Linked DNA regions of Homo sapiens: region 1 is linked to region 2. Evidence: chromatin loops called from intact Hi-C (ENCODE). Cell type or tissue: IMR-90. All regions are shown on one strand.

The links. A loop is a pair of places that touch in the nucleus more often than their neighbours do. Peaks named below come from ENCODE experiments on the same cell type or tissue, not always from the same donor. Only the 100,000 strongest peaks of a DNase experiment are listed, where the experiment ranks them.
Region 1: it touches region 2 in a loop (11-fold over the local background); 5 of 110 quality-filtered maps call a loop at or near these places.

Annotation. Positions count from the first base shown.
Region 1 is chr17:43,875,338-43,883,337 of GRCh38, reverse strand. MPP2 (MAGUK p55 scaffold protein 2) reads left to right here. Exons shown (of 13, transcript NM_005374.5): 4 at 1-135; 5 at 286-435; 6 at 827-1,054; 7 at 1,749-1,880; 8 at 1,989-2,094; 9 at 2,180-2,248; 10 at 2,486-2,647; 11 at 3,354-3,556; 12 at 3,935-4,063; 13 at 5,355-7,978. The coding sequence ends at 5,531. Among named protein-coding and RNA genes, the nearest start is that of MPP2, 28 kb to the left of the region's middle. RefSeq lists enhancers at 590-1,089, 1,090-1,591, 4,463-4,757. In IMR-90, CTCF peaks have their summits at 2,806 and 4,618 (motif pointing left); a DNase peak (open chromatin) is centred at 4,547; H3K27me3 peaks cover 546 bases.
Region 2 is chr17:44,164,988-44,172,987 of GRCh38, reverse strand. It overlaps ASB16 (ankyrin repeat and SOCS box containing 16), which reads right to left and starts at 2,284. Exons shown (of 5, transcript NM_080863.5): 1 at 1,898-2,284; 2 at 675-942. The coding sequence starts at 2,198. In IMR-90, a CTCF peak has its summit at 4,369 (motif pointing right); a DNase peak (open chromatin) is centred at 4,387.

The DNA.
Region 1 (8,000 bases), 290 kb after region 2:
GAGACGAAGCTGGAGGCCGTGAGAGACAACAACCTGGAGCTGGTGCAGGAGATCCTGCGGGACCTGGCGCAGCTGGCTGAGCAGAGCAGCACAGCCGCCGAGCTGGCCCACATCCTCCAGGAGCCCCACTTCCAGGTTCCTGGCTGCTAGGGCTGGGGTGAGGGAGCAGGAGGTGGGTGGACTGGGGCATGCTGCTGTTGGATGGGCCAGCAGGAAGTTGGATCTGGGATGGGAAGAGACCCGGGACACTGCCCCATTGTCCCTTCTCTTCCCACCACCCCCCAGTCCCTCCTGGAGACGCACGACTCTGTGGCCTCAAAGACCTATGAGACACCACCCCCCAGCCCTGGCCTGGACCCTACATTCAGCAACCAGCCTGTACCTCCCGATGCTGTGCGCATGGTGGGCATCCGCAAGACAGCCGGAGAACATCTGGTGAGGACTGGGCAGGGCCAGAGGTGGTGCTGGTGAGGGTGGGGGGATTGAGAATAACCAATGAACGGACAAAAAAGGCCAAGTGTGGTCTGAAGATGAAGATGGGGCCAGCTTTGTGCAGGGAAGGATTGATGCAGCAAAGGGTCGGGGGAAGACCCAGGAGACCATAGACACTGCACACACACCTGTGTCCGCACCTCTCCAGTCTGCCCACCTCTCCCCTCATTAGTACCTGCTGTAAGTGAAGAATTTAGGCAGAAGGATGGAGGAGGACTTTGTGAGGGTGGGGGTGGGTGGGTAGGGACAGGAATGGAGGAGCTATTAGGAGACTATTTGAAGATTCTGACTTGGAGCAATTGGGGCCTCATCTTACACTCCCTCTGACCTCCAGGGTGTAACGTTCCGCGTGGAGGGCGGCGAGCTGGTGATCGCGCGCATTCTGCATGGGGGCATGGTGGCTCAACAAGGCCTGCTGCATGTGGGTGACATCATCAAGGAGGTGAACGGGCAGCCAGTGGGCAGTGACCCCCGCGCACTGCAGGAGCTCCTGCGCAATGCCAGTGGCAGTGTCATCCTCAAGATCCTGCCCAGCTACCAGGAGCCCCATCTGCCCCGCCAGGTGGGCCCCTCACCCAGCACAAGGCCCAAGGGATGGCTGAGCCTCCTGGCTGTCAAGGTTGCAGGTCTCACGGAGGCCCTCCTCTCCTACTGGTTTCCTCCAGGGAAGATGGGGGTGGGACCTGCAGCCCAGGGGCAGCTGACCGCAGCCGCCGACAGGCCTCTGCCGCTGCTGCACCTGCACATGCTCCCACATTGGCTGGTATTATGCACGCAGCCACAGCCTGGGGTACAAGTGTATGAGAGAGCGCCTGCATTATGGTCAGCGTTCTTCACGTTTGTGCGCGTGCGCAGGGTGGGGTTGTCATATGTCCTGGATAGCTGTCTCCTGGTTGGTCAATTCTGGGGGTGTGGCTGCTCTGTCTCCCTATCCTATTGGGTCTCTCGCCCTCCACCAGAGCCCTTCTCCAAGGGGAGAGGGTGAGTGGAGGGAGGGATCCAGGATTAGGTGCCAGGGTCCTGTGCCCTACTTGGTGGTCCCGCATCCTTGGTCCTGAGATCTGAATCCTGTAGTACTAGATGCAAAGGGAGGTTGGCACCAGGGAGGAGCATGGGCAGGCCTGGAGGCATCACTCCTGCAGGGGGACAGTTCCATTGCCCCTTAGTCTCTGTGAAAAGAGGGGGCATGGGGTAGACCTCCACCTGCAGCCTTCTGCTGACCCTTCCCCCGACCCTTTGCTGATTCCTGGGCCCAGGTATTTGTGAAATGTCACTTTGACTATGACCCGGCCCGAGACAGCCTCATCCCCTGCAAGGAAGCAGGCCTGCGCTTCAACGCCGGGGACTTGCTCCAGATCGTAAACCAGGATGATGCCAACTGGTGGCAGGTGAGCTGCGGGCACCCCCGCATCTCTCCAGGTATGGTGCATGGGAGGGCGAGGGCACAGGGAGGGGTCCTCTTGCTCAGGCAGATCTTGGTCTCATGTCCGTTTTAGGCATGCCATGTCGAAGGGGGCAGTGCTGGGCTCATTCCCAGCCAGCTGCTGGAGGAGAAGCGGAAAGCATTTGTCAAGAGGGACCTGGAGCTGACACCAAACTCAGGTAGGAGGTCCCCCCTACCCCACACCTCCAATCTGGGATCCAACAGGGCCCTGTCTGCCTCACTCACCCATCTCCCTATGGCCAGGGACCCTATGCGGCAGCCTTTCAGGAAAGAAAAAGAAGCGAATGATGTATTTGACCACCAAGAATGCAGGTGGGTATCAGAGCGCCCCCTCCCTTACCCTCCTCTAACATGGCATGCCTTTCCCTGTCCCCACCCATCACCTGTGACGACGTGTGCCTGGCTCAGATGCTGCCAGCCGTGTCCCTAGGCCCTGCCCGACTCCCCCCTGCTCCCCTGTTCCAAGCCCTCTTGCCCTCAGCCTCCCTGAGAGCTCCGCCCCTCCCTCACCGTGCAGCCTGGTGAGCAGCGCCATCTCCCTGTGTCCAGAGTTTGACCGTCATGAGCTGCTCATTTATGAGGAGGTGGCCCGCATGCCCCCGTTCCGCCGGAAAACCCTGGTACTGATTGGGGCTCAGGGCGTGGGACGGCGCAGCCTGAAGAACAAGCTCATCATGTGGGATCCAGATCGCTATGGCACCACGGTGCCCTGTGAGTGGGAGCTGGGCCCTGCTGAGTTGGGGACAAGGAGCAGGGCTCCCCTGGGGCCAGGGCTGGGCCCACCGAATGGGCATCTTCATGGGCACCAGGCCAGGTGGTACCTTTGGGTACACGGGTTGGGGTGCACGCCCTCTGTGGGTGGTTAGGGGAACTTCAGGCTCAGGAAGGGTGAGGGAGGTGTCCAGCCAACAGGTGGCCTAGCGGGCTGGGCTGGCGTCCACTTTCCTTCTCTTGTTTCACTTGCTAAAAGCCATGAAGAAAGTGAGTGCCCAGCTGTGCACCCGGGTGAAACAGGCTACGAGCTGCATGTGTGTAGCCTTGTGGAAGACAGGGCTTCTTAGTGGCAGAAACAGCGGGGGTGGTGGAAGCTCCTGGCTGCCAGAGGCAGGACTAAGAGCACTGCCCTGGTCTGCTTGGCTCTTGCTGTGTGGCTTTGGGCTGTACATTGCCCTTTCTGGACCTCAGCCTCTCTTCTGTGGGCTCTGGGCTGGACCATGATTACCAGCTCATGTCTCTGTGTGTGCCAATGGGGAGAGTGGGGGGCAGGTGTGTGCAAAGGCAGCAGTGCTGGCAAGATGGGGAGCAGACTGCACCTCCAAGGCTGGGAAACGGGGGCCTGGGTAGGGGTGCATATATGTGTCTGAGGCACTGTAACCTGCCCCTGCCCATTTGGTCCAACCTACCCCCATCCCCCTAGACACCTCCCGGCGGCCGAAAGACTCAGAGCGGGAAGGTCAGGGTTACAGCTTTGTGTCCCGTGGGGAGATGGAGGCTGACGTCCGTGCTGGGCGCTACCTGGAGCATGGCGAATACGAGGGCAACCTGTATGGCACACGTATTGACTCCATCCGGGGCGTGGTCGCTGCTGGGAAGGTGTGCGTGCTGGATGTCAACCCCCAGGTACCGCCACTCTGCTCCTTCCCAGCCTGCCCAATGTCCTCTCTGCTGCCTCATTGCTCCCCCATATAGTTCCAGACACCTGTCACCTGAACACGCCCATGTACCCCCTTTGCCCTCAACTACTGCTAGAAACCCAGCCCACCTGGAACCTTTCTCAGCCTTCCAGAGTCCCCACTCCTCCTCTAGTCTCCTCCAGTCACCCCAGCCACCTGCCAGCTGTTTGTCATTTGTCCCAGGACTCATGTCCCAGACCCCCGGGCACCCTTTTCTCATCCACTCCCAAGTGCTCACCCCAACCCCAGTTACCCTCACAGCCTTTCTCTGGTTCCTAGGACAGACATGGGGATATACTCCCTACCTTGCCTTCTCCTTCTGCAGGCGGTGAAGGTGCTACGAACGGCCGAGTTTGTCCCTTACGTGGTGTTCATCGAGGCCCCAGACTTCGAGACCCTGCGGGCCATGAACAGGGCTGCGCTGGAGAGTGGAATATCCACCAAGCAGCTCACGGTGAGGGCTCTGAGGTGTGGGGGAGGGGTCTGATAGCTGCCTAGGGTGGTGGGGGACAGGCCTGAGCTGACAGAGAGAAGGAGGTGGTGTTGGGGAGGGACAGGGGCCTGCTCCAGTTATCAGTGAGGCAGGACGTGGTCCCCCCTGCATAGATGTGGAAGGGGAGGTCTGAGAGAGGAAGTCCAAAGTCTCAGAGTGAGCCAGGCACACACCTAGCCTGGGATACATGTGCTTCTGACTCAAGGCCCCCGGCTCAGCCCACTCTGCAGAGACAGAGTGCTGGCCAGAGAGAGTTCCCGAGGGCAACTGGGAGAGGTGGGCTGGAGGTGGGCCAGGTGAGCTTGGGTTGCTTACAGCTGGGGGAAAGCTGAAGGGTAGGAGAAAGCCAGAGGCGGGAAGGCTGGCTGGAGGGCTGAGTCAGCGTCAGGGAGCAGGCAGCGCCTGGAGGAGAGGCTTCAAGGCCTCATTGCAGAACTCCAGCCCCATCCTCCTTCCTATGTCTTGCTGCGCCTTCCCAGGAGGTGGAGGGTTTGCGGCGCTCTGAGCGCAGGGGTCCCTCTGCTGGCCATGCCTGGTGCTGCAGCATTCCGGCCCCAGGTCAGAGCGTGCCTGGGGCCCAGGAGAGGCTGTCTAGGCTGGCACCCTTCTGCCAATGACCCCCTTAAGGAGCTCTGGACCTTTGCCTGATCCCCATTCTGGGCACCTCCTCCTTGGCAACAGGTGTGGCCAACTGGAGCTGTTGGGATGCAGCTAGCTTCAGCTTATTTAAGTCAGTTGTCAAGTACCCTTCCTCACCCCTGCCCATCCAGCTTCCACTGGGTCGAGGGTGGGGTTGCCCTGGGTACTTGTGGATTGCCCTGGTACCAGCCTGTCTAGCTGCATAGGTAAGGCAGCCTAGTCAGACTTGAGGGAGCACTGGCTTGAGAGTCAGGCAGACCCTGTTTAGCCACTGACTGGCTATGTGACCTTTTTATACCTTCATTTTCTCTGCTATAAATGGGAAAGAATTAATCCTATCTTGCAGAGCTGTAGTGAAGATTATGTGGCATGCAAAGCATTTAGGGGTGTGATTGGCAGTTATTAAAGCTTATTTCCTCCCTTTCACTCACCATCTGTGGTTGATGGTGAGCCACTTTGAGGCACGCAGAGAGGGGCCCCTGCCTCCCTAGCCAGGGAGTCCACACCAGGGTTGGGCTTTGGGGAGGGGGAGTGGGGGCAGCTGTAGCTCCTTCTGACAGTGGGGGTGAGTTGTGGGCACTGACTGTAGGGAGGTCCCCTTGTGCCTGGGCAGGAGGCGGACCTGAGACGGACAGTGGAGGAGAGCAGCCGCATCCAGCGGGGCTACGGGCACTACTTTGACCTCTGCCTGGTCAATAGCAACCTGGAGAGGACCTTCCGCGAGCTCCAGACAGCCATGGAGAAGCTACGGACAGAGCCCCAGTGGGTGCCTGTCAGCTGGGTGTACTGAGCCTGTTCACCTGGTCTTTGGCTCACTCTGTGTTGAAACCCAGAACCTGAATCCATCCCCCTCCTGACCTGTGACCCCCTGCCACAATCCTTAGCCCCCATATCTGGCTGTCCTTGGGTAACAGCTCCCAGCAGGCCCTAAGTCTGGCTTCAGCACAGAGGCGTGCACTGCCAGGGAGGTGGGCATTCATGGGGTACCTTGTGCCCAGGTGCTGCCCACTCCTGATGCCCATTGGTCACCAGATATCTCTGAGGGCCAAGCTATGCCCAGGAATGTGTCAGAGTCACCTCCATAATGGTCAGTACAGAGAAGAGAAAAGCTGCTTTGGGACCACATGGTCAGTAGGCACACTGCCCCCTGCCACCCCTCCCCAGTCACCAGTTCTCCTCTGGACTGGCCACACCCACCCCATTCCTGGACTCCTCCCACCTCTCACCCCTGTGTCGGAGGAACAGGCCTTGGGCTGTTTCCGTGTGACCAGGGGAATGTGTGGCCCGCTGGCAGCCAGGCAGGCCCGGGTGGTGGTGCCAGCCTGGTGCCATCTTGAAGGCTGGAGGAGTCAGAGTGAGAGCTAGTGGCCACAGCTGCAGAGCACTGCAGCTCCCAGCTCCTTTGGAAAGGGACAGGGTCGCAGGGCAGATGCTGCTCGGTCCTTCCCTCATCCACAGCTTCTCACTGCCGAAGTTTCTCCAGATTTCTCCAATGTGTCCTGACAGGTCAGCCCTGCTCCCCACAGGGCCAGGCTGGCAGGGGCCAGTGGGCTCAGCCCAGGTAGGGGCAGGATGGAGGGCTGAGCCCTGTGACAACCTGCTGTTACCAACTGAAGAGCCCCAAGCTCTCCATGGCCCACAGCAGGCACAGGTCTGAGCTCTATGTCCTTGACCTTGGTCCATTTGGTTTTCTGTCTAGCCAGGTCCAGGTAGCCCACTTGCATCAGGGCTGCTGGGTTGGAGGGGCTAAGGAGGAGTGCAGAGGGGACCTTGGGAGCCTGGGCTTGAAGGACAGTTGCCCTCCAGGAGGTTCCTCACACACAACTCCAGAGGCGCCATTTACACTGTAGTCTGTACAACCTGTGGTTCCACGTGCATGTTCGGCACCTGTCTGTGCCTCTGGCACCAGGTTGTGTGTATGTGTGTGCGTGTGCACGTGCGTGTGTGTGTGTGTGTGTCAGGTTTAATTTGGGGAGGAAGCAAAGGGTTTTGTTTTGGAGGTCACTCTTTGGGGCCCCTTTCTGGGGGTTCCCCATCAGCCCTCATTTCTTATAATACCCTGATCCCAGACTCCAAAGCCCTGGTCCTTTCCTGATGTCTCCTCCCTTGTCTTATTGTCCCCCTACCCTAAATGCCCCCCTGCCATAACTTGGGGAGGGCAGTTTTGTAAAATAGGAGACTCCCTTTAAGAAAGAATGCTGTCCTAGATGTACTTGGGCATCTCATCCTTCATTATTCTCTGCATTCCTTCCGGGGGGAGCCTGTCCTCAGAGGGGACAACCTGTGACACCCTGAGTCCAAACCCTTGTGCCTCCCAGTTCTTCCAAGTGTCTAACTAGTCTTCGCTGCAGCGTCAGCCAAAGCTGGCCCCTGAACCACTGTGTGCCCATTTCCTAGGGAAGGGGAAGGAGAATAAACAGAATATTTATTACAAATGTTAGAATATATTTCTTATACTAGGAATCTCATTTGCATTTGCATAGACTATACACATGGGGTGGAAAGGCCAGGCCTGCCCCCATCTCGTTGGTGTGGCTCTGCGTATACTACACACTCATTCTCCTGCTCCTCTTTTCCCTTAGTCAGTGTCCTTTCATCCTGATTCAGCTCTGCCTTGCATCACCCTCAGCCTAAGGGAGTGGGAAGGAAATGGGGTGTTTTCTTGCTGACCTGAGGCTATAGGGTCACTTGCCATTTCCTACCTTCTCTGGGGGATTTGAGGGTAGAGGCAGGGGAAGATCTGTTGTTGCAGCTGCTTCTGCCCCCTTGATCCAAATGACCATCATCTCTGATGGAGATGGGTTGGGTACCTGGCCTTCATGGCACCTTCACTGCTAGGGATGCTCAAGGGGCAGGCCTGGGGCCCTTCCCTCCTGTCTCTTCTCGGTCTTTCCTCTCTGAGCAGCCTCCTACCTCCCCTGCCTGAGCCCTCACTCCACAGCCCTCCCAGGTACCTAGCAGAGGCTGTCAGTCCTTGGCTCACCTGGAACAGGGCTGGGGCTGGGTTGGAACAGGTGTGTGCCCCCACCACAGCTCTATGACTCTGTTCTCCCTCCCTGCCATTGTGGACTCTTGTATTTGAGGGACCTCAAGAGAGTGAGGACCCTACCATCCACTGTCCATATTCAGTCCCAGCCCCAGTGCGCTTCCTCTGTTCCCTCCCTCAGCCATCCAATTCTTGAGTTTTCTCACTGATTGGTTTTCTTTCTTTTTCCTTGGATTAAATGTGAAAGCAAAGGCTTCTGGCTCTGCTTTTCTT
Region 2 (8,000 bases):
CTGGAATTACAGGTGTGAGCCACCACACCTGGCCAGATCTTTCTTAATACCTCAAAACAACTAGGAATTTGGGCTGGGCATGGTGGCTCACGCCTGTAATCCCAGCACTTTGGGAGGCCAAGGTGGGTGGATCACTTGAGGACAGGAGTTCAAGACCAGCCTGGCCAACATGGCAAAACCCCATCTCCACTAGAAATGCAAAACCTAGCCAGGTGTGGTGGCACACACCTGTAATTCCAGCTACTTGGGAGGCTGAGGCATTTGAACCCAGGAGGCAGAGGTTGCAGTGAGCTGAGACCACGCCACTGCACTACAGCCTGGGCAACAGAGCAAGACTTCGTCTCAAAAAACAAAAAAAAACAGCTAGGTTTGGCTACAAAGGATTCACAGGGTATTGGAGACTGCAGTTGGAACAGAGTTTTCCCAAAAAGCAACAGGGCTTCTGCCTCCTGGGCTTAGCAGATGTGACCTTGGACAAGTTACTAAGCCTTTCTGAGCTTCATTTTTCTCATCTGTAGGATGAGGTGTCTCCAGGTTATTGTGAAGATGTGTATATGCGGTGCTTTATGAACCACAAAGCTGCATGTGGTTGTCAGGTTCCCTCTTCTGGCCTTGTGAGCTGGAGACACACACACACATTTCTCCCCAAACTGTCTCAGCCCCCAGGCACCTACTGCAAGGACTCGGGGATCGTGCAGAGGTGCAAAGGAGTCGTGCCCTCCTCAGTCAGCACATTAGCCTTGGCTCCGAAGGTCAGCAGCAGCCGCACACAGTCAAACTGGGCTCGGGCACAGGCCTCATGCAAGGCAGCGCGACCCCCGACACGGGCATCCAGCTCAGCTCCCTGCCGGATCAGGTGTCGAGCACAGTCTGTGTAGCCTCGGGCTGTAGCGATGGCGAGGGGTGCCGTCTGCTTGGTCTTGGGGGTCAGCACCCAGAACCCTAGGGAGAGCAAATAGTTTTGGGAGGTGGTGTATAAGACAGGGCAGGGCAGGGAGTGGGGATGCTGGTTCCAGCTGACAGCTGACACTGGCCTTCCCTCTGCATGGTTTGCTGAGCACAAACACTGCCAGGCTGTACCTGTGGAAGGGGGCTTATTCAAGTCCTGAAGTGGAAGAATAAATTGGAACAGCCTTTTAATACAGCTTATCAATCTGTAACAAAACATAGTATGTGTCATAAAAAAATTAATTGCTGTATAAAACCACAGGGGCCAACTAAGTAGAGTGACTCCCATTAAGGAAATCTCAGCGTCTTTGAATGGCTAATAGTGTCAAAGGCTTGTTCACCTTGGGGCCTGGGGTGGTGGCTCACACCTGTAATCCTAGCACTTTGGGAGGCCAAGGCGGGATGATCACTTGACCTCAGGAGTTCGAGATGAGCCTGGGCAACATAGTGAGACCTTGTCTCTTTTTTTTTTTTTTTTAGGCAGGGTCTCGCTCTGTCCCCCAGGCTGGAATGCAGTGGCGCTATCTTGGCTCACTGCAAGCTCCGCCTCCCGGGTTTAAGTGATTCTTCTGCCTCAGCTGCTGAGTAGCTGGGATTACAGGTGCGCACCACCATGCCCGGCTAATTTTTCTATTTTTAGTAGAGATGGGGTTTTACCATGTTGGTCAGGCTGGTCTCAAACTTCTGACTTCGTGATCCGCCTGCCTTGGCCTCCCAAAGTGCTGGGATTACAGGCGTGAGCCACTGTGCCCGGTCAACTTTTAATTCTTAAAAGACATACAGACTGCTAACCCTGCCTCATCTCTGTTTAGGAGGGAGCTAGGATAGGTGGTGGAAAGGGCTGCTATAGTCTGTGGTCTGCAGGGAAGGAGGGGCCTAGACTCTCCCCCTTCCCCACCCACTCCCCTTCTTTCTCCCTCCTCTTCTGCCCTCTTCTGGTGCCCCCTACCCTGTTCAGCCGACCAGGCCAGCTGGTTGCTCACAGTCTCCACAATCATGTTGGCGGCCTCTTCATCTTGGAACAGGGCTTGGACCTGCTGCAGGTTGCCGGAGAAGAGGGCTTGGTGGACAGCTGGGTCTCGGCAGGAACGGTGAGGCCTAGTGAGTCGGGCCCGGGGACTTGACGGGCACCTGCGGCTCCGGCACTGCTGGGCAGCCGCCCGCCGCCGGTCCTCCCATTCCAGCCACTCCTGCTGCAGGCGGAGAGAGCGCAGCATGGAGGAGGTGAAGGGGAAGGTCTCTCTTGCCATGGATGGGGCCCAGGGGTTTGGGCAGTGGCACCTGGGCAGAGCCAGGTTCCCTCGACCCGACTACCTCCCTTGCTCTGAGGAGCCACCCTGCCCCCGCCACCGTGAGCCAGAGAAAGCAGCAGCTGAGGCTATAAATAGGTCCTTTGCTGCTCTGGTAAACATGGTTTGCTCAGAGTCATGATCCTGGTGCTGAGAAGCTGCTGGCCCAACCCCCAGCCCAGGGTGAGGGCCAGCCCCTGCCCCTGCCGATACCCTTTGGTTGGTCAGCAGGCCCTCAGCTGAGGCCACCCCCGAACCCCAGCATCTGCATCCACCTTCATCTCTAGAGCGAGCATCTTGGGTTGGCAAGGTCCAGGGTGCGCAAAAAGGTCAGTCATGGAGATGGGCAGGGCTGGGAGGAAGACAAGGTGCCTCCAGCCTCTCTGATGTTGGCTGGAGGGCAGGAGCCACCATTGGCCCACGTGGAGGAGAGAGGGCTGACCTCAGCACAGGAGGTAAGGGGAGGTCAAGGCAGAGTTACTGAGAAGGTGAGCAGCTCTTCCCAGCATCTGCAGTAACAGCAATAACTCTGTACATATGCACAGAGTTTCACGGTGTTTAAATCACATTCATATCCACCTTCACCCAGGGGATCATACTTCCCAGCCCACCCAATAATTAGTAAACTTGGTTTGGACAATAAATGAAATTATCACAGTTGAATGCCCCTGAGATGGGTGGTCTTATCTCTGTTTTACAGATGAGGAATTTAAGGCTTAACAAAGTAATCTACTGGCTCAAGGTCACAGTTTGTGAGAGGCAGAGCCAGGACCCCACATAGATGGTGTGCTTTGGGCCAAGAATGGTGGCTCATGCCTGTAATCCTAGCACTTTGGGAGGCCAAGACAGGAGGATTGCTTGAGCCTAGGAGTTTGAGACAATCCTGGGCAACACAGTGAGACCTATATCTTTTTTTTTTTTTTTTTTTTTTTTGAGACAGAGTCTCACCCTGTCTCCCATGCTGGAGTGCAATGGCACGATCTTGGCTCACTGCAACCTCCGCCTCCCGGGCTCAAACGATTCTCTTGCCTCAGCCTCCTGAGTAGCTGGGATTATAGGCACCCGCCACCATGCCCAGCTAAATTTTGTATTTTTAGTAGAGATTTAATTTAGGGTTTCACCATGTTGGCCAGGCTGGTCTCGAACTCCTGACCTCGTGGTCTGCCCGCCTCGGCCTCCCAAAGTGCTAGGATTATAGGCGTGAGCCACCACCCCCTGCCTCTCCATCTCTTAAAAAAAGAAGAAAAAAAAAAAAAGATGGTACACTTTTTGCCTTCAGCTGCTGCAGCCACCTGGCAGCCTCCCCCATTCTCCAAGCAGGACAGACTAGTCTGTAGAAACTGCCTTCAATCATCCTTTTTTTTTTTTTCTCATGGTGTCACCCAGTCTGGAGTGCAGTGGGGTGATCTCGGCTCACTGAAACCTCCGTTTCCTGGGGTTCAAGTGATTCTCCTGCCTTAGCTGCCTGAGTAGCTGGGATTATAGGTGCATGCCACCATGCCCAGCTGATTTTTGTATTTTTATTTATTATTATTTTTTTTTTGAGATGGAGTCTCGCTCTGTCACCCAGGCTGGAGTGCAGTGGCGCGACCTCGGCTCACTGCAAGCTCCGCCTCCCGGGTTCACGCCATTCTCCTGCCTCAGCCTCCCGAGTAGCTGGGACCACAGGCGCCTGCCACCACACCTGGCTAATTTTTTGTATTTTTAGTAGAGACAAGGTTTCGCCGTATTAGCCAAGAATAGGATGGTTTCGATCTCCTGACCTCGTGATCCGCCCGCCTCGGCCTCCCAAAGTGCTGGGATCACAGGCGTGAGCCACCGCGCCCGGCCGATTTTTGTATTTTTAGTAGTCGGTTTCGCCATGTTGGCCAGGCTGGTCTGAAACTCCTGACTTCAGGCGATCTGCCCGCCTCGGCCCCCCAAAGTGTTGGTATTACAGGCGTGAGCCACAGCTCCCAGCACCTTCAATCATCCTTGATTTATTTTTTTAACCCAGCTGCTAAGGGGGCTCACATGGCCGGCCTGAGGAGAGCCAAGGGGTTGAGCTGGAAACTCTGGGAATGGACCTAAGATGTTTAAGCCACAGACCTGTTCACTCTTAGGAGAAAGCAGCTGTGCTTCCAGGAGCCTCTAGGGGGAGGAATGAAGCCGTGAAACCACACAAGCTGGTGTGCCTGCCAAGCTGGGGAAGGGGAGGGCTCAAAAGCTCTGCTCACCCTGAGCTCACTCAGTGCACAGCGGCCTGCAGGCAGGGCTGGTCTGTCCCCTCTGCATCTGGGGCTCCTCCTGGCCCTTCTCCCGCTGCCTGTCCTGCCTCCTGGCCCTGCAGCAGCACCTTGCCCAGTGATCTTTTATTTCTTCCTCTCCCTAGGCCCTTCCCATAAGCAAGTTCTAGCTCCTGTTCTTACATTTTCAGGGACTGTCTCAAGTTCAGCCCCTCGATGTAATGCCTTAAACCTGGATCAACTCAGTCTTTCACCTGGTGTTTCTTCCTCTGGCCATATCCCTTCTGCTCCGCTGCCGGAATGATCTGTCTAAAATGGTTAATTCCCTTGCTTAAAAACTTCTGCTGCCTTCCAATACCTGTCCTTTCATTTTTTTAAAATAGGGCTCCAAATCCTGGCCTCAAGCAGTCCTCCCAAGTCAGCCTCCTGAATTGCTGGGATTACAGGTGTGAGCCACTGCACCTGGCCTGCCCTTTTCAACTAAGCCCCCAATTCCTTGGTTTGGCCCCATGCCACTCACGTAGGGTAGGCATCCTCATCACGCACGGCTCCCCACAACCGTTCCCTGTCAGGCCATTCCCTTAGCTCAGAATTCCCTCAACACCTTCCTGAGGATCTACCCCTAAGGTCACCTGCTCTGAGAGGTCTCTTCAGCAACCCATTGCCTGACTCTTATAGTTCCAGCCACTGCCCAATCTGCACTCCTGAAGGACTCAGGGGCACGCTGTAAAGCACCTATCTATGCTGTTGATGTGGGTCTGCCATGCTGGATGTGGGCTCCAGAGCAGGCCCTGGCAGTCAGAGCACTTGGCTCATGGCAGGCGGGCCTCTTATGTGTAGTGCATTGAACGAAGGTCCCTGTTCTCTGCCAGAGCAAACATCCATCCACCCGCCCGCCCAAGTGGGTGGCAGCAGCCTGGGCTTTTTCCGGCATTGCCCCTACTCTACTGTTCACCTACTCTCTGCCTGGCTCCAGCCTCTTGGTGGCAGTCCAGGGTGGGGGATCCCAGAGGAGGAATTAGATCATACAAAGCAAAGCCTGGAGGTCCTCAGAGAAAGATGCCTCTATAAATGCAGCCTTGATGAACCCTGTTGGCACCCATTTGGTGTGTTAATTGCCACATCAACGGCCTGGCTGGGCACCCACAGCTGGGTTCCCAGGGTTGAGAATCTGGCAAGGCTGGGTGAGACCAAGAGAGGCCAAGGCAGGTGGGTGTCCCCTTCCTCCCTGAGGCACACAAGAGTCATAGCCTAGCCCCTCCCCTGCCTTCTTGCCACACAGACCTGAAGGAGCTAGGTACCCTAACAGCTTAGTCCCAAGATACCACTGTATTCAGTCCCCTTGTCTGTAGAGTTAGCTTCCTGAGGGCAGAGAAAGGAGGCCTTGACTTCAACCTGGAGGGAACAGGGCCAGGTGATCAGATGCCCAGCCTGCCTTCTGGGATCTCAGAGCCTGTGGGGTAGTGAAGCACACAAGAAGCCAGGATGTGAGCGTGGGATTGATCAGGACTGAGCAGGGGGACCGGGGCTCATGGGTGTCAAGAATGGGGAATAGGCCCAGGGCAGAGGGGAGCTTTTATTTTTTTAGAGACGAAATCTCCCTATGTTGCCCAGGCTGGTCTCAATCTTCTAGGCTCAAGTGATTCTCTCACCTCAGCCTCCCAAGTGGCTGGGACTACAGGTGCATGCTGCCACTCCCAGCTGTGGGGGTTTAGGTGCAGGAAGATCCCAGTGTAGATGGGGAGTTAGCAGGGAGTGGAAGGTGGGAGAGAAGGAAATGTATGGTAGGTTCAGGTAGAAAAACCCAATGGGAATGTGAAGGGACCAGGGTGCAGGGGAATTAGCCCCTTCTTGCCCTGGCCTTGTGGCACAAAAGCCTCTAGAACAGGGCCCTGCTGTAATCAGCAGGTAAGTGAACATGGAGTTCTCAAAGCACTTACTCACTTCAGCCTTAAGACTGGGATCCAGTGGGGCACTGTGGCTCACACCTGTAATCCCAGCACTTTGGGAGGCTGAGGTGGGAAGGATCACTTGAGCCCGGGAGTTCAAGACCAGTCTGGAGAACACAGCAAGACTCCATCTCTACAGAAAAATGTTGTTAATTAGCTAGGCGTGGTGGCACGCACCAGTAGTCTGTTACTTGGGAGGCTGAGATGGGAGGACTGCTTAAGCCTAGGAGATCGAGGCTGCAGTGAGCCATGATCACACCACTGCACTGCACTCCAGTTTGGTGACAGAGTGAGACCATGTCTCTAAAACGACGACAACAACAACAACAAAACTGGAATCCATGGGATCAGCCTCTTTGGGAAAAGGAGATTAACGCTTCCCCCCAGAGGAGTGCCAAGCCCATGCCCATGGAAGGCCTCTGTCTCCTAGCTGCTTAGTGCAGGCTGAGGCTAAGGCAGGAGGGGCTGGCTGTCAAACAGGGCTATTTATTATTTTATTTACTTATTCAAGAGATAGCATCTCACCACCTTGCTCAGGCTGGGCTTGAACTCCTGGGCCCAAGGGATCCTCCCACCTCGGCCTCCCAAAGTGCTGGGATTACAGGCATGAGCCTCCACACCTGGCCCAAACCGGGCTCTTTAACCTGCCTCCTCTTGCCCATGAGTTGGGAGAGTTTTCCCAACTCCTCCTTCCAGAAAGGAAAACAAGGTTGGCAACTTGGTATAATTAGACCTTTTACACCCCACCCATGCCTCTTGTCCACCTCTAGTCCGAAAATTGGTACAGAGAAGTCACAGCAATGAAGAGTTGCTTGGCAACAAAATTTTATTTTATTTTACTTTTTGAGATGGAGTCTCGCTCTGTCACCCAGGCTGGAGGCAGTGGCGCGATCTCGGCTCACTGCAAGCTCCGCCTCCGGGGTTCACACCATTCTCCTGCCTCAGCCTCCCAAGTAGCTGGGACTACAGGCGCCCGCCACCATGCCTGGCTAATTTTTTGTATTTTTAATAGAGACAAGGTTTCACTGTGTTAGCCAGGATGGTCTTGATCTCCTGACCTCGTGATCCGCCTGCCTCGGCCTCCCAAAGTGCTGGGACTACAGGTGTGAGCCACCACGCCTGGCCACACTTGGCAACAAAATTAAGTAGTTTGAGATCATATCCCAAAGTATAAAATAAATACCTGTAAGTCCATGCTGATATAAATGGATGAATGAATAAATAAGGGAGAATAGGCAAATCTCCCATGCAGAAGAATTCCAAATAAACTGCCGGGTGCGGTGGCTCACGCCTGTAATCCCAGCACTTTGAGAGGTCGAGGCGGGCGGATCACAAGGTCAGGAGTCCGAGACCATCCTGGCTAACAAGGTGAAACCCCGTCTCTACTAAAAATACAAAAATTAGCTGGACATGGTGGCGGGCGCCTGTAGTCCCAGCTACTCGGGAGGCTGAGGCAGGAGAATTGTGTGAACCCGGGAGGCAGAGCTTTCAGTGAGCCAAGATTGTGCCACTGCACTCCAGCCTGGGCAACAGAGCGAGACTCCATCTCAAAAAGAAAAAAAAAAAACAAAAACCTGTGTAGATATTCT